2 separate regions of the Homo sapiens genome follow, and region 2 is linked to region 1. A link is a loop called in an ENCODE intact Hi-C map of the cell type or tissue named here. Cell type or tissue: A673. All regions are shown on one strand. Links, peaks and the distances in the headings refer to the core of each region. The heading gives the core; the rest is flanking DNA.

Evidence for each region. Hi-C counts contacts between places; a loop is a spot of excess contacts. Peaks named below come from ENCODE experiments on the same cell type or tissue, not always from the same donor. Only the 100,000 strongest peaks of a DNase experiment are listed, where the experiment ranks them.
Region 2: a loop joins it to region 1, with 2.4 times the contacts of the local background. A loop is called at or near these places in 3 of 110 quality-filtered maps.

Annotation. Positions count from the first base shown.
Region 1 is chr1:70,712,150-70,729,452 of GRCh38, reverse strand. LINC01788 (long intergenic non-protein coding RNA 1788) reads right to left here. Exons shown (of 7, transcript NR_125938.1): 5 at 16,146-16,324. Among named protein-coding and RNA genes, the nearest start is that of LINC01788, 14 kb to the right of the region's middle. In A673, for the core only: no CTCF peak of the experiment used is centred there; DNase peaks (open chromatin) are centred at 8,322, 8,742, 9,102 and 9,572; H3K4me3 peaks cover 800 bases; H3K27ac peaks cover 4,223 bases.
Region 2 is chr1:70,892,497-70,900,496 of GRCh38, reverse strand. It overlaps a transcript of PTGER3 not described here. Among named protein-coding and RNA genes, the nearest start is that of ZRANB2-AS1, 150 kb to the left of the region's middle. In A673, for the core only: a CTCF peak has its summit at 4,082 (motif pointing right); a DNase peak (open chromatin) is centred at 4,066.

The DNA of each region.
Region 1 (17,303 bases), core at 4,950-12,949:
GGTCTCATTTGAAACTGCAGCTACTAATAGTTGCTACTTCATAAGGTTATTGTGAAGATTAAATGAGCTAGTATAGGGAAGCGCTTGGGCCAATGCCTGAAATATTGGTTATTGTTACATGCAGAGGGTACAAATGGCAACATATAAGAGGTGTCCCCAAACAGAGTTCTAACCAAGAGGCAGTCTGGAGAAAATGGTGTTTGAGTTTATTATTGCAGGACAGGTAGGAGTTAGTCAAGTGTGTGTGCTTGTGTGGGCCTGGGGTATTACAGTGAGGGTGGATTAGGCAGTGAGTACCGCAGTCACACAATCATACCATCATAAAAGTGGGGATGGAAACAAGGAGTAAAAGAGCATGGCATATTATAGAAGTGCAGGGGACATTTCTAGTGCAAGGGTCCAGGGGTAGGCAGTAATGAAACACAAGGCCACACATTTGAGGCAAGTCATAGGAAGGCTTTGCACACCGCACTAAGAAAAAAAAAGTATTTGAGTGCCTGCTATGTGCCAGATGCTGTTTTATTTTGGAGACTGGGTACCACAGTGAAAAATGCATAGCCTCTATATTTGGCATGGCCTAACTGAAAAGATAAATACATAATTAAATGATAACATGATAAATGCTTAATTGAAGATGTAACAAGCACTATGAAAGCACAATGCCTAAGTTTGTTTTTCCCAGAGACATAAGCAACATCTTAACAGATAGGTAAATGTTCACCAAACAACAGGCAAGCAATCAGAAAGGTTATGTCATTTACCAAACAACCGTTAATTATATAGCACTATGTGCCAGACCCTTTAAAAATATTATATGAGGGCCGATTAGAAACAGCTGTGGTCCATGGCTCTCATGGAGAGAAATGAAAACAACAAGTGAATTCAGCACCTTCAACTGACAAATCCAGGTTCTCTAACTGGAACTGACTAGGCAATCAACTCAACCCACAGAAAATAAAGAAAAGTAGGGTGAGGCAACAGCATCCAGGAGCTGTGTGGAGCCAAAGGAACCCTCACCCCCAGCCAAGGGAAGCAGAGAGTGATTGTGCAGCCCCACCCAGGAAATCACACTTCTCCCATGGATCTTTGCAACCCACAGATCTGGAGATCCCCTCATGAGCTCACACCACCAGGGCCTTGGGTTTGATACACAGCACTGTGCAGAGTCTCAGCAGAGCAGTCACTCAAGCACACACAGAGACCCAGGAGTTTTACAGTCTCCGGCTCCTGAAATCCCAGCAAGGCGGGAGTTCCATCTGTACATTCGCATATGAAGGGAGCTGAATCCAGGGAGCCAAGCAGCATTTTTCTGTTGGCCCCACTTCCACGGCACCTCACAAGTAAAAACCCGCTGGCTTGGAATTCCAGCTAGCCACTGCAGCAGGCTGAAGACTGCCTGAGATGGATGAGTTCCAAGAGGGAGGGGTAGCTGCCATTTCTGTGGTTAGGTCAACTCAGCCATTCTAGCCTGCCAGCTCCAGGCAGTCCAGGTGATTTCGATGAGGAGGAGTCCCCCATAACACAATACAGCTACTGTGCCAGATCATAGACAGACTGCCTCTTTAAGTGGGACCCCAATCCATCCCTCCTTCCTGGGTGGGGCCTCCCTGCAGGAATTTCAGCAACTCCAACTAGAGTTATATGGACAGAACTCTGATCTCTCCCTGGGACAGAGCTCCTGAGGGGAGGGGTGGCCAACATCTCTGCAGTTCAGTCAGCTCAACCTTTCCAGCCTGCTGGTTCTAGAGAGTCCAGGTGGTCTGGATGAAGAAGGGTTCCCCTCATTGCAGCACACCTGCTCTCCCCAAAGCAACCAGGCTGATTCTTTAAGCAGGTTCCTGATCCCATTCCTCCTGACTGAGTGAAACCTCCCAACAGGAGTCTCCAGACACCTCCCACAGGAGCGTCCAGGCCAGCAACAAGTCAGTACCCCCGGGACAGAGCTTTCAGAGGAAGGAGCAGGCTGCCATCTTTGCTGTTTCACAGCCTTCACTGGTAATACATCCAGGTAAGGGAAAAACCAAGGCAACTAGGGTCTGGAGCTATCTCCCAGCAAACAACAGGAGCCCTACAGAAGAGTGACCAGACTGTTATTAAAAAAAAAAAAAAAAAAAAAAAAAAAAAACAGAAAGCAATAACAATGTCATCAACGAAAAGAGATCCCACAAAAAAACCCATTCAAAGGTCAGAAACCTCAAAAATTGAAGGTACATAAGCCCCCAAAATGAGAAAGAATCCATACAAAAATGATAAAAACTTAAAACGCAAGAGTGCCTCTTCTCCTTCAGATGACCTCAACACCTCTCCAGCACAAAACTGAGCTGAGACTGAGATGGCTAAATTGACAGAAGTAGGCTTCAGAAAGTGGGTAATAATGAGCTACGCTGAACTAAAGGAGCATGTTGTAACCCAATGCAAAGAAGCTAAGAATAAAGATAAAACAATATAGGAAGTGATAACCAGAATAGTCAGTTTAGAGAGGAGCAAAGCTGACCTGATGGAGCTGAAAAACAGAACACAAGAAATTCACAATGTAATCACAAGTATTAATAGCAGAATAGACCAAGCAGAGGAAAGAATCTCAGAGGTTGAAAACTGTCTTTCTGAAATAAGATAGGCAGACAAGAATAGAGAAAAAAAGAATGAAAAGGAATAAACAAAACCTCCAAGAAATATGGCGCTACATAAAAAGACCAAACCTATGATTGATTGGGGTACTTGAAAGAGATGAGGAGAATGGAACCAAGTTAGAAAACATACTTCAGGATATCATCCAAAAGAACTTCCCCAACCTAGAAAGGCAGGCCAAAATTCAAATTCAGGAAATCCAGAGAACCCCAGTAAGATACTCCATGAGAAGTTCAACCTCAAAACACATAAGCATGAGATTCCCCAAGATCAAAATGAAAGAAAAAATATTAAAGCTGCCAGAGAGAAAGGTCAGGTGACATACAAAGGAAAGCCCATCAGACTAACAGTAGACCTCTCAGCAGAGACCCTACAAACTAGAAGATTTGGGGAGCCAATATTCAACATTCTTAAAGAAAAGAATTTTCAACCCAGAATTTCATATTCAGCAAACTAAGCTTCACAAGCAAAGGAGAAATAAGATCTTTTTCAGATAAGCAAATTCTGAGGGAATTCATTACCAACAGACCTGCATTGCAAGAGCTCCTGAAGGAAGCACTAAATATAGAAAAGAAAAACCATTACCAGTCACTACAAAAATGCACTGAAGTACCCAGATCAGTGACACTATGGAAGCAATCACATAAATAAGTCTGTAAAATAACCAGTTAGCATCATGATGACAGATTCGAATTTACACGTAACAATGTTAACTTTATATTGTAAATGGGCTAAATGCCCCAATCAAAAGACACAGAATGGCAAGCTGGATAAAGAGTCAAGACCCATCAGTATGCTGTCTTCAAGAGACCCATCTCACATGCAAAGACAGACATAGGCTCAAAATAAAGGGACAGAGGAAAATTTACCAAGTAAATGGAAAAAAAAAGCAGGGGTCACAATCCTAGTTTTTGACAAAACAGACTTTAAACCAACAAAGGTCAAAAAAGACAAAAAGGGGCATTATATAATGGTAAAGAATTCAATTCAACAAGAATACCTAATTATCCTAAATATATGAGCACTCAATACAGGAGTACCCAGATTCATAAAGCAAGTTTTTAGAGAACTATAAAGAGACCTATACTCCCACACAATAATAGTGTGAGACCTCTACACCTCACTGACAATATTAGACAGATCATTGAAACAGAAAATTAATACACATATCTGAGACCTTAGCTCTGGATCCAATGGACCTGATAGATATCTACAGAACTCTCCATCCAAAAACAAGAGAATATACATTCTTCTCATCACCACATAACACATACAGAAAAACTGATCACGTAATTGGAAGTAAAACACTCCTCAACAAATGCAAAAGAACTGAAATCATAACAGTCTCTCAGACCACAGTGCAATCAAATTAGAACTCAAGACTAAGAAATTTACTCAAAAACATGCAACTACATGGAAATTGAACAACCCATTCCTAAATGACTCCAGAGTAAATGATGAAATTAAGGCAGAAATTAAGAAGTTCTTTGAAACTAATGAGAACAGAGAGTCAGCATACCAGAATCTCTGGGATGCAGCTAAAGCAGTGTTAAGAGGGAAATTTATAGCACTAAATGCCCACATCGAAAAGCTAGAAAGATCTCAAATTAAGAACCTAACAACACAACTAAAAGAGGTAGAGAACCAATAGCAAGCAAACTCCATAGCCTAGCATAAGACAAAAGATAACCAAGGTCAGAGTGGAACTGAAGGAGATAGAGACACAAAAAACCCTTCAAAAAAATCAGTGAATCTGAGAGGTGTTTTTTGGAAAAAATTAATAAAATAGACAGACTGCTAGCTAGAGTAATAAAGAAGACAACCGAGAAGAATCAAATAGCAAAACTCAGAATTGATAAGGGGGATATTACCACTGACCCCACAGAAATACAAAAAACCATCAGAGAGTAATATAAACACCTCTATGCACATAAACTAGACAATCTACAAGAAGTGAATAAATTCTGGACACATACACCCTCCCAAGACTGAACCAGGAAGAAATTGAATCCCTGAGTAGACCAATAACAAGTTCTGAAATTGAGGCAGTAATAAATAGCCTACCAACTAAAAAAAGTCTGGGACCAGAGGGATTTATAGCTGAATTCTACCACAGGTACAAAGAAGATCTAGTACTATTCTTACTGAAACTACCCAAAACATGAGGAGAAGGGACTCCTCCTTAACTCATTTTATGAGGCCAGCATCATCCTGACACCAAAACCTAGCAGAGATACAACAAAATGAGAAAATTCAGGCCAATATTCCTGATGAATATTGATGCAAAAATCCTCAATAAAATACTAGCAAACTGAATCCAGCAGCACATCAAAAAGCTTATCCACCATGATCAAGTCAGCTTCATCCCTTGTATGCAAAGTTGATTCAACATACACAAATCAATAAATGTAATCCATCACATAAACAGGACTAAAGACAAAAACCCTGTGACTATCTCAATAGATGCAGAAAGGGCCTTCAATAAAATTCAACAACCCTACATGTTAAAAACTCAATAAACTAGGTATTGATGAAACATACCTCAAAATAATGAGACCCATTTATGACATACCCACAGCCAATATCATACCAAATGGGCTAGCTGGAAGTATTTCCCTTGAAAACCACCACAAGACAAGGATGCCCTCTCTGACCACTTCTATTCAACATAGTATTGGAAGTTCTGGCCAGAGCAATCAGACAAAAGAAAGAAATAAAGGTATTCAAATAGGAAGAGAGGAAGTCAAACTGTTTCTATTTGCAGATGACATGATCCTGTATATCTAAAAAACCCCATTATCTCAGCCCCAAAGCTCCTTAAGCTGATAAGCAACTTCAACAAAGTCTCAGGATACAAAATCAATGTGCAAAAATTGCTAGCATTCCTATAATCCAAAACAGGAAAGCAGACAGCCAAATCATGAATGAACTCCCATTAACAATTGCTACATACAGTATAAAATACCTAGGAATACAGCTAACAAAAAAAAGTGAAGAACCTCTTCAAGGAGAACTACAAGCCACTGCTCAAGGAAATCAGAGAGGACAAAAACAAATGGAAAAACATTCAATGCTCATGGATAGGAAGAATCAATATCATGAAAATGGCCATACTGCCCAAAGTAATTTATAGATTCAATGTTATTCCCATTAAACTACCACTAACATTCTTCACAGAATTAGAAAAAAACTATTTTATACTTCATATGGAACCAAAAAAGAGCTCAAATACCCAAGACAATTCTAAGCAAAAAGAAGAAAGTTGGAGACATCACACTACCCGACTTCAAACTATACTACAAGGATACAGCAGCCAAAACAGCATGTTACTGTTACAGAAACAGACACACAGACCGGTGGAACAGAATAGAGAACTCAGAAAAAAGACTGCACACCTACAACTATCTGATCTTCAGCAAACCTGATAAAAACAAGCAATTGGGAAAGGATTCCCTATTTAATAAATGCTGCTGGGAAAACTGGCTAGCCATATGCAGAAAATTGAAGCTAGACCCCTTCTTTACACTTTATACAAAAGTTAACACAAGATGGATTAAAGACTTAAATGTAAAACCCAAAACTATAAAAACCCTAGAAGAAAATCTAGGCAATACCATTCAGGACATAGGGACAGGAAAGGATTTCGTGATGAAAACACCAAAAAGCAATTGCGACAAGAGCAAAAATTGACAAATGGGATCTAATTAAACTAAAGAGCTACTGCACGGCAAAAGAAACTCATGAGAGTGAATACACAACCTACTGAATGGGAGAAATTTTTGCAATCTATCCATCTGACAAAGGTCTAATATCCAGAGTCTACAAGGAACTTGAACAAATTTACAAGAAAAAGCAAAAAACCGCATCAAAAAAGTGGGCATAAACAGACGCTTCTCCAAGAAAGACATTTATGGGGCCAACAAACATATGAAAAAGGCTCAACATTGCTGATCATTAGAGAAACGCAAATCAAAACCAAAATGAGACCATCTCACACCAGTCAGAATGGTAATTATTAAAAAGTCCAGAAACACAAGGTGCTGGTGAGGTTGCAGAGAAAAAGGAACACTTTTACTTCCTGGGTATATACCCAAAGGAATACAAATCATTCTATTGTAAAGATTCATGCACATGTATATTCATTGCAGCACTATTCACAATAGCAAAGACATGGAATCAACCCAAATGCCCATCAATGATAGATTGTAAAAAGAAAATGTGGTACACATACACCATGGAATACTATGCAGCTATAAAAAGGAATGATATCATGTCCTTTGCAGGAACATGGACGGTGCTGGAAGCCATTCTCTTCAGCAAACTCACAGGAACAGAAAACCAAGCACCACATGTTCTCACTTATAAGTGGGAGCTGAACAATGAGAACACATGGACATATGCAGGGGAAAAACACACATTGGAGCCTGTTGGGAGTGAGGGTGGAGGGAGGGAGAGCATCAGGAAGAATATCTAAAGGATACTGGGCTTAATACCTGGGTGATGGGTTGATCTGTGTAGCAAATCACCATGGCACACGTTTACCTATGTAACAAACCTACACATCCTGCACATGTACCACTGAACTTAAAATAAAAGTTGAAGGAAAAAATATATATACATGCCGATAGACTTCTGCTCGCTTATCTCCTGGCAAAAAAAAAAATATATATATATATATATAATTAAACTTTATAATAACTCTTTGAGGCAATTTTTATTATTCTCTTTTTAGAGATGAGGATCCCTAAGATCACACAGTAAATCCATTTTCTTGACTCTAACTACATACAACTATATATAGTTTTCTTGAGAATACAGGACTCTCCATAAAGTAAATATTATATAAGTACCGTATTTGTCAACTAGATTAAAGGAGGTTCAATTCTTGTCTGTATGTGAAGTTTCAAGTTTATAATAGTTTCCCTAAAAAATAATTTTTATTTTAAAATTTCAATGAAGAAATTCCATGGAAAGAATTCCATGGAAGGATTTGGAAGTTGCTATGATAGACAGCTGTGAAACACAACCATGTCAATACCCATACATTTAAAACTTCAGAGAATCTCTACATTATAAATTTCATAGCTGGTAAGACTGTTTCTTTCCAACACCAGTAGTCACACCATGATCACACTGCTCTTGCCCTGATAGTGAAGACAATAAGCTGTATTTAATCAGAGGGTTAACTGAGGACCACACTGATCATAATAATCTCCCACATTCTGTTGCTGGCAGGTGAGGGATAAAGTTGAAGATCATGGTAGAAAGATACAGACAAAGAGGAACATCTTTTCTTTCTCTCGTTTTTCTCCAAAGGTGTGGAGTCTCTCTGCACATCTTGTCAGACAGAAGAAAGCAGTGCTGTAAACATCAGAAGGGAGAAACCCCTTGTTCACAATAATGATGAAAAAAATATTTATTGACTGACTGACTTCAATTACTCACAATGTCCACTTACAAACTGCTTTCTTGTTTGTTGTCTTCTTCAGCCCTCATAAAATCCCTGGGATAGTTCACATCATCCCCCTCTTAGAAGGAAAAGGAAGCTTAAACAAGTTCAATAACAGAGCTAATTATAATTAGGGGATGGACTTGCACCTGGAGAGTCATTCCCAGTCCAACACATTTTACACTCCATCCCATATCTCTAGTTGATAGGTCTCTGAAATTAGTCATGGCCACAGGAAGATATTAGACTCATCATTAAATGAGCCTCTTGAGGCAATGAGGTTGATCTAATGCGCTGACTGATGGATAAGACGGCCAGGGTCATCTGGCTCCTCTTGATCCTCATCCTGTGTCTTTGCCCCCTTGCTCACTATTCTCAGCCACATCAGCCTTCTTGTTGTTCCTCGAGCAGCCCAAGTCCAAGCATGCTCCCCATTTGCCGCTGCCCCATCTGGAATTCTCTTCATGGCCACTTCCTCACAAGAAACTTGAAATAACATCACTCTCTCCTCCTGTTCTCCTTATCACTCTTCTCTGCTGTATTTTTCTCCATACCTCTTAGCACCATCTGGCATAGTAGATATTTTACTGGTGTATTTGTTTGCTATGTGTTTCTTCCCATTAGAATGTAAACTCCATCATAGCAACGATTTTTTTTAAATGTGTTTGCTGTATTTCCAGTACCCAGTGACTGGCAAATTATAGACACTGAAAAATAAATGGCAAGAGAGAGGGAAGGAGGGAGGGAGGGAAGACAGGGAGGGAGGGAGGGAGGGAGGGAGGAAGGAAGGAAGGAAGGAAGGAAGGAAGGAAGGAAGGAAGGAAGGAAGGAAGGAAGGAAGGAAGGAAGGGGAGGGAGGGAAAAGACTTGAGAAAGGCTTGAATTCTGACTCCACTACCTTCTTCCTGGCTGGGTAACTTTGAGTTACTTTATTCCTTGATCAGTTTCTACCTCCCTACAATGTAGGGTTTAGATTTAAACACTTCTACGAGCCCAACACTAAAGTTCTATCATTCTGTGCTTTGTGATTCTATGTTTCCCTTGGCTACTGACACAAAGAAGGAGGTAAACAGTTGGTCTCAAGGGAAAAGGGCTGTACATATCTGTGGGCTCTTCCTCCTGCTCCTGTCACCACAACAACTAGTGTGTGGAGCACAACTAGCCTGACCCTCTAGTGAGTAAAAAACTTATCTATTTGGTTTTATTTAAGAAACATCAGGAAAGCTACCACTTGAACAAGAATATCTTTCCCTAGAGGTTTTTGTTAATACTCAAAATTCTACAGTAGACAGAATTCTTGTGGGCACTATTCCTTATCAAATCAAAAATGTCCTTTGAAACCTCTTATTGGTCACCAATAAAGAAGAGGACTTTGGAGTCCAGGAGACCTGGATGGGAAGCTTGATGGCTCCAAGAACTTGAGCAATTGACTTACCTCTCTTAATCTTCTATTTGCAATCTGTAAAATGGGGGAAATTTATGGTAATTGCTTTACAGGGCTTTTGTGAGTATTAAATGCAATGAGCCCTTTAAAGCAACTCAGTAAGTGATCAGTAAATTGTAGCTATTTTCATCCTTTTGGATAGTGTAGGAATGATTTTATCTGATACAAATGATCAGCCTCTAGAACGGGTGCTGGACTTGTTAATAGGCACATTCTGGGTAAGAGAAGAAAATACAGCGTTAGAACACAAGAGTAAATACCTAGTTAGAAAGCCAGAAAATTGTGTGAGGAGACTGGGGCTACTGGGCAGTCTGGAGTCACAGGGCTGCATCAGGAAGAAAGGCATCAAAGACCCAAACTTGGTCTGCAGTCATTTCAGCCACAATCCTCTTTCCCAATGATGTTTTAAATCTTTGAAATGCACTTACTGACTTTTTGGTTAGCCAAGGCCACAGATCATTGTAACTCAGAAGATATCATACATCACCTCACATTAAATCAGTGCATTCCTAGCAGACACTCAGTTCTCTCTGCAGAAGAAATGGCCATTATGTAGTGGCTCTCAGTTCTTGGATCAGCCAGGAAAATTATCAGCAGAGGTCAAAGTTGTTTGAGAAAAGCAAGGAAAGTACTGAAATCTAAGGCGATTCCCAGTCATTAATCAAGACTAAATGAAAACATTGTTTCTGTGCCTAACGCACTGACATCTTGTGTATAAACTAGAGATTTCTTTTCTTGTGTACAAAATTTTCATTTCAGTGATTACATCATGTTTCAAAACATGGAATGTTTTGAATGCCAAGGAAAAGGAGTGGGAAGTAATCCAGAAAAATAGCTTTGTATCAAAAATAAAAAGGAATAAGTGCAAGTGAAATTGAGGATCATTATGAGTGTCTGCCTCCTAATTAAGCCAGCTCCTGTTTTACCAAATATCATTAAGTGTTTTTTTCATATTCTCACCATCTTTTGCATCAAGTATCTGAATTGTGTAATACTCCATATTAGGCAATAATCACCATACTCAGTAAGAAAAATTAAAACTAAATTTTTAGGGCAATAGAAATAGGAAATGGCATTCTCTTAAATGTATTTTTTACCGCCTGATAAACTACACATTTATGATGTGGCCTCTTCCTAAATAATTCAAATTTGGGTTAGTGCAATATCTGATTCAATATTTGACTTCGATAAGTATTGGCAAATTTGAGGACATTTTTCTTGACTCTGAAATAATTGTTTGCTCCAAATAACTAAGTAATATGCAAATATCAGCCATTTGGCATTTCTTAAAGACTGCTCACAATGCTAATGTCAGACTTAGGAACTCCTCCCTTGCAGGTCACACTGCACCTTATATATGTGGTAGCACAATTCACATTGAAGTGCTGTTTTCTGTCTCTCCAGTTAGGCTGCCAGCCCTTGAGGGCGAAAACATTCTAATTCCATCACTATCGTGGTGGCCTGGCACACACTAAGCATTCTTTTTAATATATTTAAAAATAATAAGCAAATATTTGATGAATTGGTCACCACTGGGAATGTGAGATTATGTTAGATTCAACTGAGCTTACAAGTTAGTTGGATACATAACATATGCAAAGGTAAATGACCATTCAAGAGTTGAAATACCATCAGAGGCTAAACTTTTATAGGGAAGAGTACCTGGACTATCACTTTTATGGAATGAGGATAAACAGTACCTCATGCTGAGTAGGAGTTTAGGCTCTGAAATCAGATGGAACTGGGATAGTCACTTGACTTTACCATTTGCCAGCTGTGTAAACTTGGGTAAGTTGCTGTCAAAGAACAATGAGACCATTACATGATACCTGAAATAAAAAGACAAAGCTGAATGCGTTGCTACTACAGAAAAAAAAAAGTGGATGCTTTAGATCAGTCACAGGCTCTGTTGGTCTTCAGTGGGTTTTAAGGGAAGCATGCAGTTCAAGGAGACTTGGAGAGGTGAAGATAAGTTAACATTATTTTTAGAAGTTTGATTACTGGGGATAGGGACTGTGGTGGATTGGTTGAAACTCTGGGATATGTTTATTGGAGTGAATCCTGATTGGCTAACTTTCAGAAGCAAAGAGCTGGCCCTGATTAGTTGGTTTATAAAAGCGTGTTCACTGCAGCAGATGTTGAACAAGTAACTGGGTTTAAAACCAGTTCTGTTGACTACTTGTTGCCAGGGCTACAGAACAATTAGTTTTCTCTTATGTTTGCAAAAATTTATTTAACCTTTCAAAATTTTGTTTTTTCAGTCTGTAAACCCCACAGGATTTTTATGAGGATTTTAAGAGATAATGCTCACAAAGAACATACACTAACTTGCCACAAAGTATTTAATAAAAGTTACATTTATACATTTAACATGCACACAAAACATTTTGTCTATAAGGTAAATAGAGTTTTTATGAAATGTGACCTGAATACTTTTGCCAAACATCATAACACATTGTCATCCACTTCCTCTCTTCTTCAAGACCGAGTGTAAATACACATATTAACTAGGAGTCTGCCTTCTTTCTGTTCTCCCTTAACCTGCCTTGTATTCTGATGGCATGCAATAAATAAAAGAGATGTCGTACAGTGCACTGAGAGAAAATGGGAGGTGTGGTAGACTAGATTATTTTCTCTAATCCTTCACTCTCACCTTTTAATAAAATTGTACATCCATGCCCTTGCCACATGACCTACAATATCTCCCACCAGGTTAAGTAGAGTACATGTCTCACCTCACTGTTCCCACTCTTGGCCATGAAAATTGCTTTGGCCAATGGATTGTAGCACATGTGGTGCAAACAGTTTTAGGTTTGCTTGCAGTATTTGGCTTGACATTCTGCATGGCTCCATTCTACATAGACGTATGTGGGAAGTAAAAGCATAGAGGATCTCTGATGCACAACTAAGACAATATGGATGAGTAACAATTAGATGAGACATATCTAATGTGTATGAGTGTCAAGGCTTGTCGGTTAAGAGCAAGCATAATTCTCTGGCAGAAACGATGAAGAGAACTTAATACCACATTATCAATATTATAAAAAGATTTTCCTAGAAACAGATTCCAAGACTTCTGAGAATGAATGATGTCACACTTTCAGAGGTTCTTTCAGTTAGGGTTCTTTGCTTGAAAGAAATACAATCTGACATTTGTCAACCAAAGCAAAAAGGAAAATTATTATAGAATGTGGTCTACCTTATGGAATCAGATGATCAAGGTGGAAGTTAGAGCAGCTTTGAGCATGAACTAATGGACACTGGGTTAAATGAGCTACAATTGGTTTTGTCCATGTGTCCTTCCCCACAAGTTTCCAAATTCCAGAATAGTGAGTCTGATTGTCTGGGTTTATGTCACATCCCTCTGCACAACTAGGTTACAAATAATGGACGAGAGATAAGTTATTCAGGAAGAGGTTTTCAATTGACAAAAAATGAATACTGGATACCGGGTGGCAAAAATAACAACTGCACAGATGCACAGCTCTTGTTTGGGTTATTTCACAGACTTGTATTGTGGAGTGTTTTGCTCAGTTCTTGGCCCATAGTAAACACTCAATAAATATTTGTTAAGTGAATATTGAATTAATGAGCATTGAACGAATGATCTCAAGTTCATTGACAATCTCCAATTTTCATCTTCTGTATTGGCCAGGCATGGCTGCTCACATCTGTAATCCCAGCACTTTGGGAGGCCAAGGTGGGAGCACTGCTTGAGCCCAGGAGTTTGAGGATTGACGCCAGCCTGGGAAAAAAGGCAAGAACTCCATCTCTAGAAATATATATATATATATATAAAATGCATATATGAGCCAGGCATGATGTTGCATGCCTATAGTGCCAACTACTCAGGAGGCTGAGGTGGGAGAATCCCTTGAGCCCAGAAGTGTGCAGCTGCAGTGAGCCATGATTACTCCACTGCACTTTAGCCTGAGCAACACTGTAAGACCCTATTTCAAAAAAATAAAAATAAAATAAAATAAAATAATAACACCAAAATCTGTCTTATCATCCACTCATTTGCCTCAAAATACATTTGGATGCTATGATAGAAATTATTTAGAAAATTTAGTGCTCTACATAATTATAAGGGAGTTGAGTTTCTTATATACAATAACTTGAATTTGTTGGACGCTTCTAATAGGCCATCCACCCTGCTACGTATCTTACATAAATCATTTCATTTCATTTGATCTTCAAACTCTATAAGGTAATAATGTTAGTAAGCAACCTTCTCCTGCTTCCATTTTACAGATGGAGAAACTAAGGCTGGGGTGGGTGATGCTGTATGATTTGTTTAAGATGTCATCGTAAGTGACAGAGTAGGGATTTGAATACAGAATTGCATTACTTCAAAGGCTACACTCTTAACCACTAAACCTAACAGCCTCTCTGACTTTTCTGATCTAGAAGGATCTTGCAGATTTCAGGATCATTACTGTTAGCAAAAGTTATCTTTGAAATATTAATATACAATGTTGGGAAAATGGCACACCATGTTATTTGAGCCCTCTAGTTTAGATTATGAATAATTCAAATATTATAAAGTCAAATATCATGTGTCTTAGAAAGTGTTACCTTTGATTAAACTAATATTAAAAGTCTGTGTAAAATTTCAGAACAGCTTTGATTCCCTAGGTTAGATCCATTTCCATAAGAATTATATTAATTTATGAATGTCTAGTTAATTTCTTTCATGAAAGGATTATAATTTCAGATACCAAGGGTTTGGCCAAAATAAAGATGTCTCTTCAAAACTAAAATATAAACTTAAAAGTTTAAATTACATATTCCAGATTATTTCTCATAAACGTAGAACTCTCATTTCAAAAGACTAGAATGCAATAAACTGTTTATATTTTAAATTTCTAAACTTTCAGAAGAGAAGCTAACTGGTGCCCGTCAGCTCATCACTATTTTAAACAATTCATTTGCATTTCATGGCTATGAGGTTTGTCTTTTCTCTCTTTGTAAGGTGTTCCTAATAGGAACAACTTTGAAAAAAAGTATACTTTGTTTTCACTTTTGCGTTTATTTTTATAACATTTTCAACTTATCTACACAATGAAAGGAAAAACAAGTTCAGGAAGTTTAGGGCCCTGACTTTTTTCCACTCACACTACTATTACTAAAAGACTTGGAAGCCTAAATTATTTATATGTAATCTACATTGTCTGAATTCAATAACGAATAATTCAAACTTTCATTTTGGCTCAGCAAAATAGCTTTGAGGGACAAGTAAATATGGTTTTTGAAGCGGTGGAACTACTTTGACCCGGTAATTATTTATCAACTAGAATGCCTCCAGGTACTGTTAACCAAAAATACGAGTAAAATCTTCTCAAATAATAAGAACCTTTGAAATTCTTTTAACAAGAAATTCAAAGGTGGGGAAGGCCCAGAGTTGGTTAATTTGGCAGTTCATATCACAGCTCTGCATCTTCTATTCATTGATTTTTGCCCTTGGGCTTGTGCCTTCTTCATTGCAAGAGGACTTCTGCAGCCATGGGCAGCAGATCCCCACAATACAACCTCCACAGGCTGAAAACAGGAATGTTCCTGATTGGTGCCCTCTCTGTTTTCCCAAAAGTCAACAGATCATCCCTGACCTCTCCTGGCCAGAAGTGATTCGCTTGCCTATTTTTAAACCCATCACAGGCAGGCAGAATGGAATAAATTGCCCTAGGACTATTAAGACGTATTCCCTGTGCTGAGGAGAAACCCAGGTACCCATGAAGCACATAGCCCCAGTAGATAAAATTGAATTTAATACATAAATGGAATGAGGGATGAATTATTGTTGGACAGACAACTGAGAGTATCTGCCATGGATTTTTAGCTACTTTTTTATAACACTTAAAATTTTTCACACTCTTTTAGATATGTGTTTTCATTCTTCAAACAATCTGGAAAAGGGGAATGGAAACCTGATTATTTCTACCCTACAAATGAGAAAAATGAGGTCAGAGAAGCTATGTGGCTTGCCTAAGACCATGAAACTAATAATAGCATCCTAAATCTACATTGTATTCATTTTTTAAATAATCACAATATGTTAGGAACTCCTAAACAACAGGAAGTTATATTTATCAATTTTCCTTTTAAAACATGCAGGCCTTTATATATTATTTTTTAATGGCAGAAAAATAGGAATCTCTCTGACATTTCTCCTTCTGATATGCATTTCTGTTTGGTAGGCACATTAACCTACTGTGAATCTGTGTAACACCCTCATACAAAGAAAAAAAAAGTCTTTATAATTTAATGTGGCAAAAAGTTGAAAACTATTTCAAAAGAAAAATGAACTAATTTTGCTATGGTTTGCCAACATCCAACCTGTGTGACGATGACACTGAATTTTACTGATGCAGAATTACAGAGAATGTCACTATCCTTAAGATCATTTAGTGCAATAAAAGACAGAGAGGGAACCTAGTGGAGTCAGCTAGCCCAAATTTTGCCTCTGTGCTGGACAAATAGTTAGATTCTATCTCACTTTAAAATATCTGCAGGGAAAGATAATTTTTAACCAGCAGTGATGTTTTTCTAAATTGATGTAAAATGCTCCAGATTATAGGTAACTGAACTCATCTCAGTTGTACTCACAAAAGGACCTTTCCTTACCTTTCTGTGAGCAAAGAAGATGCGCTGCTATGAGGGTATCATTCTCTTCAGTAAGGTCAGGTTTAACCTTCTTGTAAATTCTGCTACCTCTCCTCTTTTTTAGAAGGTTTTATTACATAGTAAACTCTAATTTATTCATTCTTCTCACCATTATTTTTAGAATGCAGCAGTCCAATCCCCTAAAAAAGTAAGTAGTCATGAAGGATTCTTTAACATTACCTTTTATGGTTTTCAAAAGCATGTTACTTCTACCAATCTATTCTATAGGAATATGTCAAAATAATGAAAATTTGGGAAGAAAATAAATGACTATCCATAGAAGCACAGTTAAATACATTGTTGTACAATTGGTCCTTGAACAACATGGGGGTTAGGAGAGCTGCCCCACCCCATGCAGTCAAAAATCCAAGTATAACTTTTGACTCCTCCAAAACTTACTTACTAATAGCCTATTGTTAACTGGAAGCCTTACTGATAACATAAACAGTTGATTAACATTTTTTTGCATGTTATAGGTATTTGTGATGGTTAATACTGAATGTCGACTTGATTGGATTGAAAGACACAAAGTATTGATCCTGGGTGTGTCTGTGAGGGTGTTGCCAAAGAATATTAACATTTGAGTCAGTGGGCTGGAATAGGCAGACCCACCCTTAATCTGAGTGGGCACAATCTAATCAGCTGCCAGTGCGGCTAGAATATAAGCAGGCAGAAAAACGTGAAAAGAGAGACTGGCCTAGCCTCCTAGCCTACATCTTCCTCCCATGTGGGATGCTTCCTGCCCTGGAACATCAGACTCCAAGTTCTTCAGTTTTGGAACTCCAACTGGCTCTCCTTGCTCTTCAGCCTGCAGGCGGCCTATTGTGGGACCTTGTGATTGTGTGAGTTAGTACTTAATAAACTCATATATATAATACTTAATAAACTCATATACATATATATGAGTTTATTAATATATATGAGTTTATTAAGTATATATATGAATTTATTAAGTATATATAGATACTTAATAAATATATATATATTCTGTTAGTTCTGTCCCTCTAGAGAACCCTGACTAATACAGTATTATATACTGTATTCTTACAATGAAGTAATCTAGAGAAAAAAATTATTAAGAAAATCATAAGAAGAAAAATTATTAAGAAAATCATAAGC
Region 2 (8,000 bases), core at 1-8,000, 180 kb before region 1:
AGATATAAAAGCATACTGAAATAGTCTCTAGGAGTTCAATCTACATTTCCCATCACTCAGAGCCAGAAGCACTCAATCATTTGTTCCTGCATGTAAAAGAGGCTGACACTCAGAATGAGAATACAAAGCAGCTGTCCTTCAAGGTCCAGCCCTATTGTATACATAGTAAGAACACCCCTTCCCCCCAACTCCAACAACCTGACCACTGACAGAGTAGGAAACACGGTCATGATAGGAGCTGGGGGCTTTGCAGTCACCCAGCAAAGAAATAGGGGCAGTCGTCTTTAAGATAATAAATTAAAGTTAAATCATTTAGTAAAATAAGACAAAAATAAAGATAAAAGTAAAGGCAATCTGAAACAAGCTTTGTATCAAAACAACAACAACAACATGCTGAAGAAAATAAGGAAGAAAATTGGTAGCTTTAGGTTTTTTAGTTCAAGCTTGCACCTCTGTGGGAAAGGCTAGTGTCACTGAAGTGTGGCTGAGGTGTTTTCAGAATCCTTATAACTCACAGGTTGCTTCTGACATATTCAAAATTCCTACCATTACAGTCATTGCATCCAGAAAGTCTAGTGAAGTATTGAAGAGTCTAATACTGAGTCATTGAAGGATATAGTACAATTACACCCTATGACAATTGGTGTGAACTTTTATCTATTTTCTCTCCTAATCTCTTCACCAGGCTTTTTATTTGCTTATCTCCCTTAGTTCCAGTACTTAGGATTTTTATGGGGGTTATTGTAACAAACTTACAAACTGATTTCTGTTTCTACTCTAGTCCCCTGCAACTTACCCTTCACACAACTACTAGCATAAAACCCAAATATAGTTTGTTCCCTCCCTAAAACTCTTGAAAAGCTCCTTAAGAGTAAAATCCTGCAGAGTAAAATCCAAGCAGAAGCATAAAAGCACCATATAATCTGGCTCATGCCGATTTCCTCTAACCCCTCACTCTCTCAGAACTCCTTGCAATTGCTTCAAAACACATTAGTGATTCATGCTTCTATGTCTTCTCTCATGAGATTTCCTGTTAGCCTGGGATACTCTTCTCCTCTTCTAAGGCTGATCAATTTTCATTCATGCTTTGAGACTCAGTCTGGGTGCCATTTCCTTTGGGAAGCCTTCTCCTTTTCCTGGAGTGAATTATATATATGCACCACAAGTTACCATAGTGTTTTTTTCTCCCTCCAACACTACTCCTTACATTGTATCACAACTGTATGTGTAATTGTCTCTATTCCCCACTAGACAGTAAACAGTAGGAAATCATGGACTGAATCTCCAGCACCCAGTAACATAATGCTAGGAACAGAACAGATGTTTAATAAACATTCCTCTAATGAATTCACAAGCTGTTCCTGAGACAGATTCTACCTGGAGCATTTTGGCATATATTATGCCTTTTAATCTTTCAGCAACAAATCCAATCCTTTCCTTTTATATGAGAATAGTCCATTTCTTGGAGCATTCTTCAAGCATCAGGCTAAGGTAGGTGAGTATTATTACACCAGGCAATTGAAGGAAAGAGAGGATGCTCAGATGGGAGGTGAGTGATGAAAGAGGCAATAGTTAAGAAAGAGGAACATAAAACAGAGATCTTAAGACATTACAACTTTGATGTTATAAGAAAATTGTATCTCCTTTTTTGAGATTTTAGAGGGAAAAAGGAACATGAGATTATATCACTGTATATTATTAACTAGGTAATATGTTCACTATTTTATATGCTTTTATGCATTAACTTACTTAAGCCTCAAAAAACTCCAGAATATAAATACTATTATTACCCTCATTTCACAGAGGAGAAAACTGAGGAACAGAGAAAGAACTAACTTTTCCAAGGTACATAGCTAGTAAGTGGCCCAGTGATGATTATCAGCCTGAGCAGTCTGAAACCAAGAGACTGTGCTCATGACCACTACACTATGTTCTTTCTGCATGATGCAGTTACAGTGCAGAGGGGTAAATATTTTAACAAGTTGTAGCAGCAGCACTGATGGAAGACTGGTGGTCAAGGAAGGCATTCGAGAGGAGATGAGGAATAATGAAGTCTTAGAGGAGCAGGAATTAACCAAAGGGCAGGGAGTATATGAGCATTTTAGGAAGAAGGAGTGATGTCTGTAGAGATGAGCAGGCTGTGGAGAAGAATCTACCACCTTGATCTGGAGTTGTAGTTATGGCTGAATACCAAAGAAAAGGGGAAAGGAGAAAAACAGGAAGACCAAGATGGACATCAGTGTGTGTTGCTCAAGTTCATACTCAGTAGAATTGGCCTGGGTTGCCCAGCAGGGATGTAGGAGAAGTCCTTCTTGATAAGACCACAGTTCCCCTCACATGAGGATGCTGGGCAACAAGGCTCAAATGGACAATTCCCAGAGCCAGCAAAGGACTGGGATGCATAGGAGACACTAAATACACACTATTAAGGTAAAAAATATCCATAGAGACCTTCTTTCCAATTACCCACTCCCCAACCCTCACTTTTTTTTTTAAATCAGTGAGGACCACATGTTCAAATACATTAAGTGATATGTTCAAATAGATTAAGTAGTATAGCTCCTTGGCAGAAAGGTTGGGACTAGAAACAAGGAAATGCAGCCTTTTTCTTTGAAGAACTGATGATATTTTAGGGAGATACAAATCAAACAAAAACATGTTGAAGTCAATAACAGCACAGCATCTCAATAAATGCAAAACAAACAAACAAACTTATTTCACAATTTAAGTTCTAGGTGCTGAAGGGTTGACTGAGTAAAGGTGGAAACCAGGAAACATTCCTGGAGCAGGTGAGCTTTTAACCAGGTTTTTGTGAAGTGATGGACCTTGGCTGGAGGCAAAGAGGACTGGAAGAAATGAGCTCCTGAAGGGGAGACATGTCTTATGATACTATGATATATGCCAGTTTGGTGGGTTGTACCGGCAGGCAGCTTGATAGAATGGAAACAGCAGACACGTGGGAGTCATAAAGAACTGAGGTCAAGTTGCTGACATTCATCAGCTACAGGACCATCAGCTGTGGTTCAATTATTTGATCCCATGTGTTCTCCTCTATTCAACGAGGGTAGAGGTTCTCATCACTTAGTGGTTATTGTAGTTACAGAGTCATTTGGTGACAGCAGGGATTGATATCCTTAGAACTCCTCTTTTTTACTATTCATTGAATGAATTCACAAATGAATAAATGAGTGAATGGATTGCCGGTTAGATTTTCTTCAAGCTAAAGAACACTTCAACCCCTTCAAGCAATGGAAATGTGACACCAGTGCATTCTAGCATAATCAGATAAAACATACCTCACTGTCCCTAACCTCCTCTTATGTAGCTTGCCTGGGAGGACAAAGGAAAGGGGAACGGGGTCTCAAGATCGCTGAGTGGTGGGCTGTTTGATAATACAAATATAAAAAGGAAGAGGCATTCCACAGACCTCAGGCACTTATCCCTAAGCTTCTGAGAAACACCGTTCCTCATCGGATCCATGGGTGGAGGCACATCTAACTTACTTTTACATCCTATACAAGGAGTGCCTAGAGTTTTACTCCTACTCAAACTACAGGGAAAGAAATCCAGCGTCCGCATTTAGAGTATCAAGCCATATTGTGGGATATTTTCTGAGGTTTGGGTCTGAAACACCTAAATGTTGTGCTTGTTTGTACTCTGCTATGTCAAGGAGAGTCTGAAAAGCTCCAGTCCTGGAGGAACACTAACGCCTAGTCAAAAAATTAGAAAAGAGCTGTTGCAGTGTAAAATATCATAAAATCTTAGGGTTGGATGGGACCTTGCAGCCACCCCTGATAAGGGTTTTCAGACTCTGTGATTTTAAGAACTAGTAGAATTTCAAAAAGCAAAACAAATAAAAACAAAAATAAGAATTTGACCTAAGAAGGCTGTATTAGCTTCCTAGGGCTGCTGTAACAATTTACCACAAGCTGGGAGGCTGAATGGAAATTTACTGTCTCACAGCTCCAGAGGCTGTAAGTTTGAGATCAAGGAGTCAGCATGGCTGGTCTCTACTGAGGACTGGGAGGGATAATCTGTTCCAATGCTTCTCTTAGCTTCTGGTAGTTTTCTGGCATTCCTAGGCATTTCTTGACCTGTAGATGGCATTATCCCTGTGTGTTCACATCATCTTCCTCTTTGTATACATCTGTCTCTGTGTCCAAATTTCCCCCCTTTGATAAGGACACCAGTCTTGAATTAAGGCCCACCCTAATGTCCTCCTCGAAACTTGATCATTTGCAAAACCACTATTTCCAAATAAGGCCACATTCATAGATACTACGGATTAGGACTTCAATATCTGTTGTGGGGACACAAGTTAACTCTTAACAGTAGCCAACTAGTAATTTAATTAAGTAAGGACATTTGAAAAAAAGAGAAAATACATGCATCCTACTATCTTCATCATTTTGAAGAAAAGAGATTTTAACTCCTAAAATTTTAGGAATGTTATCATTTCACTGCAAAGGGCAGTCTTTCCCAGAAAGAGTAGCTGGAATCTTACACCAGACAACATGCACATATGCACTGCAGCACTCTTCTTCCTAATCTTACTCCAGGTTGTCAGAGACATTGCCACCAACCACTAGGGATCTGTGAAAAAGTTTTATTTGGTTCTCCTGGTCTAGTACAACTGTTTGTCCACTGCTTAAACCTCTTTTGCAACCACCTTAGCCTGAGCTTTGAAACTATAGTTCTTACATGTGATAACAGACACAATCAAAACAAGAGCTTATGCTGTTACCTTAACATCACACTTCTGTACCTAAAATTATGTCAGACCAAATTCCTTTCCTGTTCTCTGAAATTTCTTCAGCAAGTATGCTATGGGTTGTTTCTGTGAAACAGAAACTTGTTTTTGTGAAATCTCACATCAGGGACTGAGCCAGGCATTCTAAAGCATCTTTATTTATTTTTATTTTTTGCAGCATCTGGAGTCTGAATTTCAGCTCTGTGTCTGTTCACTTGGTTTACAAAGTGATGCTGATTTAATCAGCTCTTACACTGGATTTTATGTAAATGATTTTGTAGTTGTATACCATGAAAAGTAACCACTATTCAAAGGCAATGAGTAATCATAGGCAGCCACTTAAATTTTGGGACTACTTTTCTTTTATTTGTAGCCAAAGACAAGTTTCCTCAAGCTGGCAGAATACTAACCACATGAAGCTTGGATTGTTTGAGTTGCTATTCATGACCAGCAACTGACTTTGCCTTATAAATGTCCAGAGATCCTGATACACAAAGAGTGTGGACTATCACTTGTCAAATATTTTGAGAAAATAAGAAAAGAATGAGTAAAAATTGTGGCTTAAATATTATTTGTAATTTCTCCTATTTGTCATTTCTTTTGTTAAATGCTATGCTCTTGCTCCTGGTGCTGGGGGGAACTCAGTATTGAGATGTCAATAATCAATTGAAATCAATAATCAATTGAGAGTCATTTGGTGACAGCAGGGATTGATATCCTTAGAACTCCATTATATTTGAATCATCAAACAGCCCACCACTCAGTGAGATGTCAAGAGAAAACCTTTGAGAGAAAACTAAGGGAATGCTAAGAAAGTCATGCTGTAGGTGAAGAGATTGGATTTTGGTGTCAGATATAGGTGGTTTAACCCCCCAACTTTGCCATTCAGCTTTGTGTGATTTCAGGCACAATACTTAAACTCCCTGGGTATTAGTTTTATCTCCTATACAATGGAATTAACGTCTACTCCTTAAGACTGTTATAAGGATTCACATACCTCTACTGGAGATAGGGTGGGATGAGTGGGGAGAGGACTTTCAAGAAGCAAACAGTAAACTAAATATACTTTTGCCTAAAGGTGAGGCTTGATCAAATTCCACAGGAATTGTTATCCATAATAGCACTTCATTAAAAATATTCTAATTTTCTTCCAGGAGTTCAATAATTATGTAACATACTTTTTGGGAAAAAAAATGAGTTTGCCTCCAGCAAGAGTAGAAGAAAACCAAATACGCTTCATACCAGACAACCAAAGTGTTCTGAAATATAATAAACTATCCAAGGTCATGTAGAAAACTAGGCATTCAATGTAGTTTTCTGGCAGACTTGCAGGCTCAAAATGCTATTTGGTAAACAGAGTTAAAATGATGATTGTCACAAAACTTCATAAGAAAACAAATTTATCAGGCACTCTTTTTTTTTTTTTTTTTTTTTTTTGAGATGGAGTTTTGTTCTTGTTTCCCAGACTGGAGTGCAATGGCATGATCTCGGCTCACTGCAACCTCCGCCCACCAGGTTCAAGTGATTCTCCTGCCTCAGCCTCCCAAGTAGCTGGGATTACAGGTGCCCACCACCACGCCCGGCTAATTTTTTGTATTTTTAGTAGAGATGTAGTTTCACCACGTTGGCCAGGCTGGTCTAGAAATCCTGAATTTAGGTGATCCACCCACCTTGGCCTCCCAAAGAGCTGGGATTACTGGCGTGAGCCACCATGTCCCACCTATCAGGCACTTTAAAAGATTATTTTTCATTCTGACCAAAACCAAATTGTGGTTCTTAACATTTAATAATTATTTTGTAATAAGGCTGTTATGTGTAGATTAAATTTTTTATTTTATTTTTAATAAATATTGTTGGATTTAAGAAAATGTTGAATGGGGTATGGAGGATATAGAAGATGTAATTAAAATATCAAGGAAGCAACAAACAAATGAATTTTCTCTGTTGCTCTTATTCCTAGCAGCAATAGACTTTGGAACATTTGCATACGTTCATCTTGGCAGTAGTTTTCAAAGGAATTTTTTCCTGACTTATTTTAACACTTTGTGTAATAAAATCCTATAAATTCGCAGAAAAGTCCTGACTATTCAGGGAAGAGTTCTTACTCATGTAAAAGGCATTTCACATTTCTGCATGAACACTGACATATGAACTTAAAAGCTAGAATTTAACTTAAACAATGGTTTGTCTGTGCTCTTGTCACCTAGTTGGATAAGGCAGATGCTGGGGAAAGTCCTGGTGATGTAGCCTCCTCAGCTCCTCAGGAATCACAAGGAAAGACATGCAGAAAAAAGACCCTACTACCATTCCCAGGACATTGGCCTTGTCCTGATGTCTTTCTCCACGCCACAGTCCTATAGCTGAAACAAGAGGCGGTGTCCTGTGGGAGGAGGCAGCAGGCTGTTCTAGAATTAAATCTAAGCATTGGCACTTAGCTGCATGACTTTAGGCAAGTGTCTCAGACTCTTTAAGCATCAGCTTCTCATCTGTACCATGGAGATACCAGTATCTACCCCACATGGATTATTAGAAAATTAGGCTAGATGGTACAAGGTGCCTGGCACATAATGGGTAAATTATCAGCTTCTAACCTCAAACCACACAGTTATGGCATATTGCATGAGGAGAATGAGGATCTGAGAAAAGCTGGTAAACTAGATTCCATTTGTTCCTTGTTTAGTTCTAGTTTGTACTCAATAGTAAGGAAACGTTTTTTTTTTAGTTGGACATTGTTTCTGCTTTCCAAGAGGCAATCACCTACTCACAGAAAGCACATAGATCAGATATTATTTAATATGTATTACAGGATCTGCTGTAGATGCAGTATTATTTTACGTGCTAGGAAGATATGAAGGTGAAGTAAGAAATGTTCCTACTCTTTTTTTTCTTTCTTTTTTTTTTTTTTTTTTGAGGAGTCTTGCTCTGTCACCCAGGCTGGAGTGCAGTGGCACAATCTTGGCTCACTGCAACTTCTGCCTCCTGGGTTCAAGCAATTCTCCTGCCTCAGCCTCCTGAGTAGCTGGGACTACAGGCATGGCCCACCACACCCAGCTAATTTTTGTATTTTTAGTAGAGACGGGGTTTCACCATGTTGGCCAGGCTGGTCTCAAACTCCTGACCTCAAATGATCCACCCACCTCAGCCTCCCAAAGTGCTGGGATTACAGGTGTGAGCCACCTCCTAAGGAGGTTACAATATGTAGAGGAAGAAGACAGGGGATGAGGATATGTTACTCCTTGAATAGCTAGTA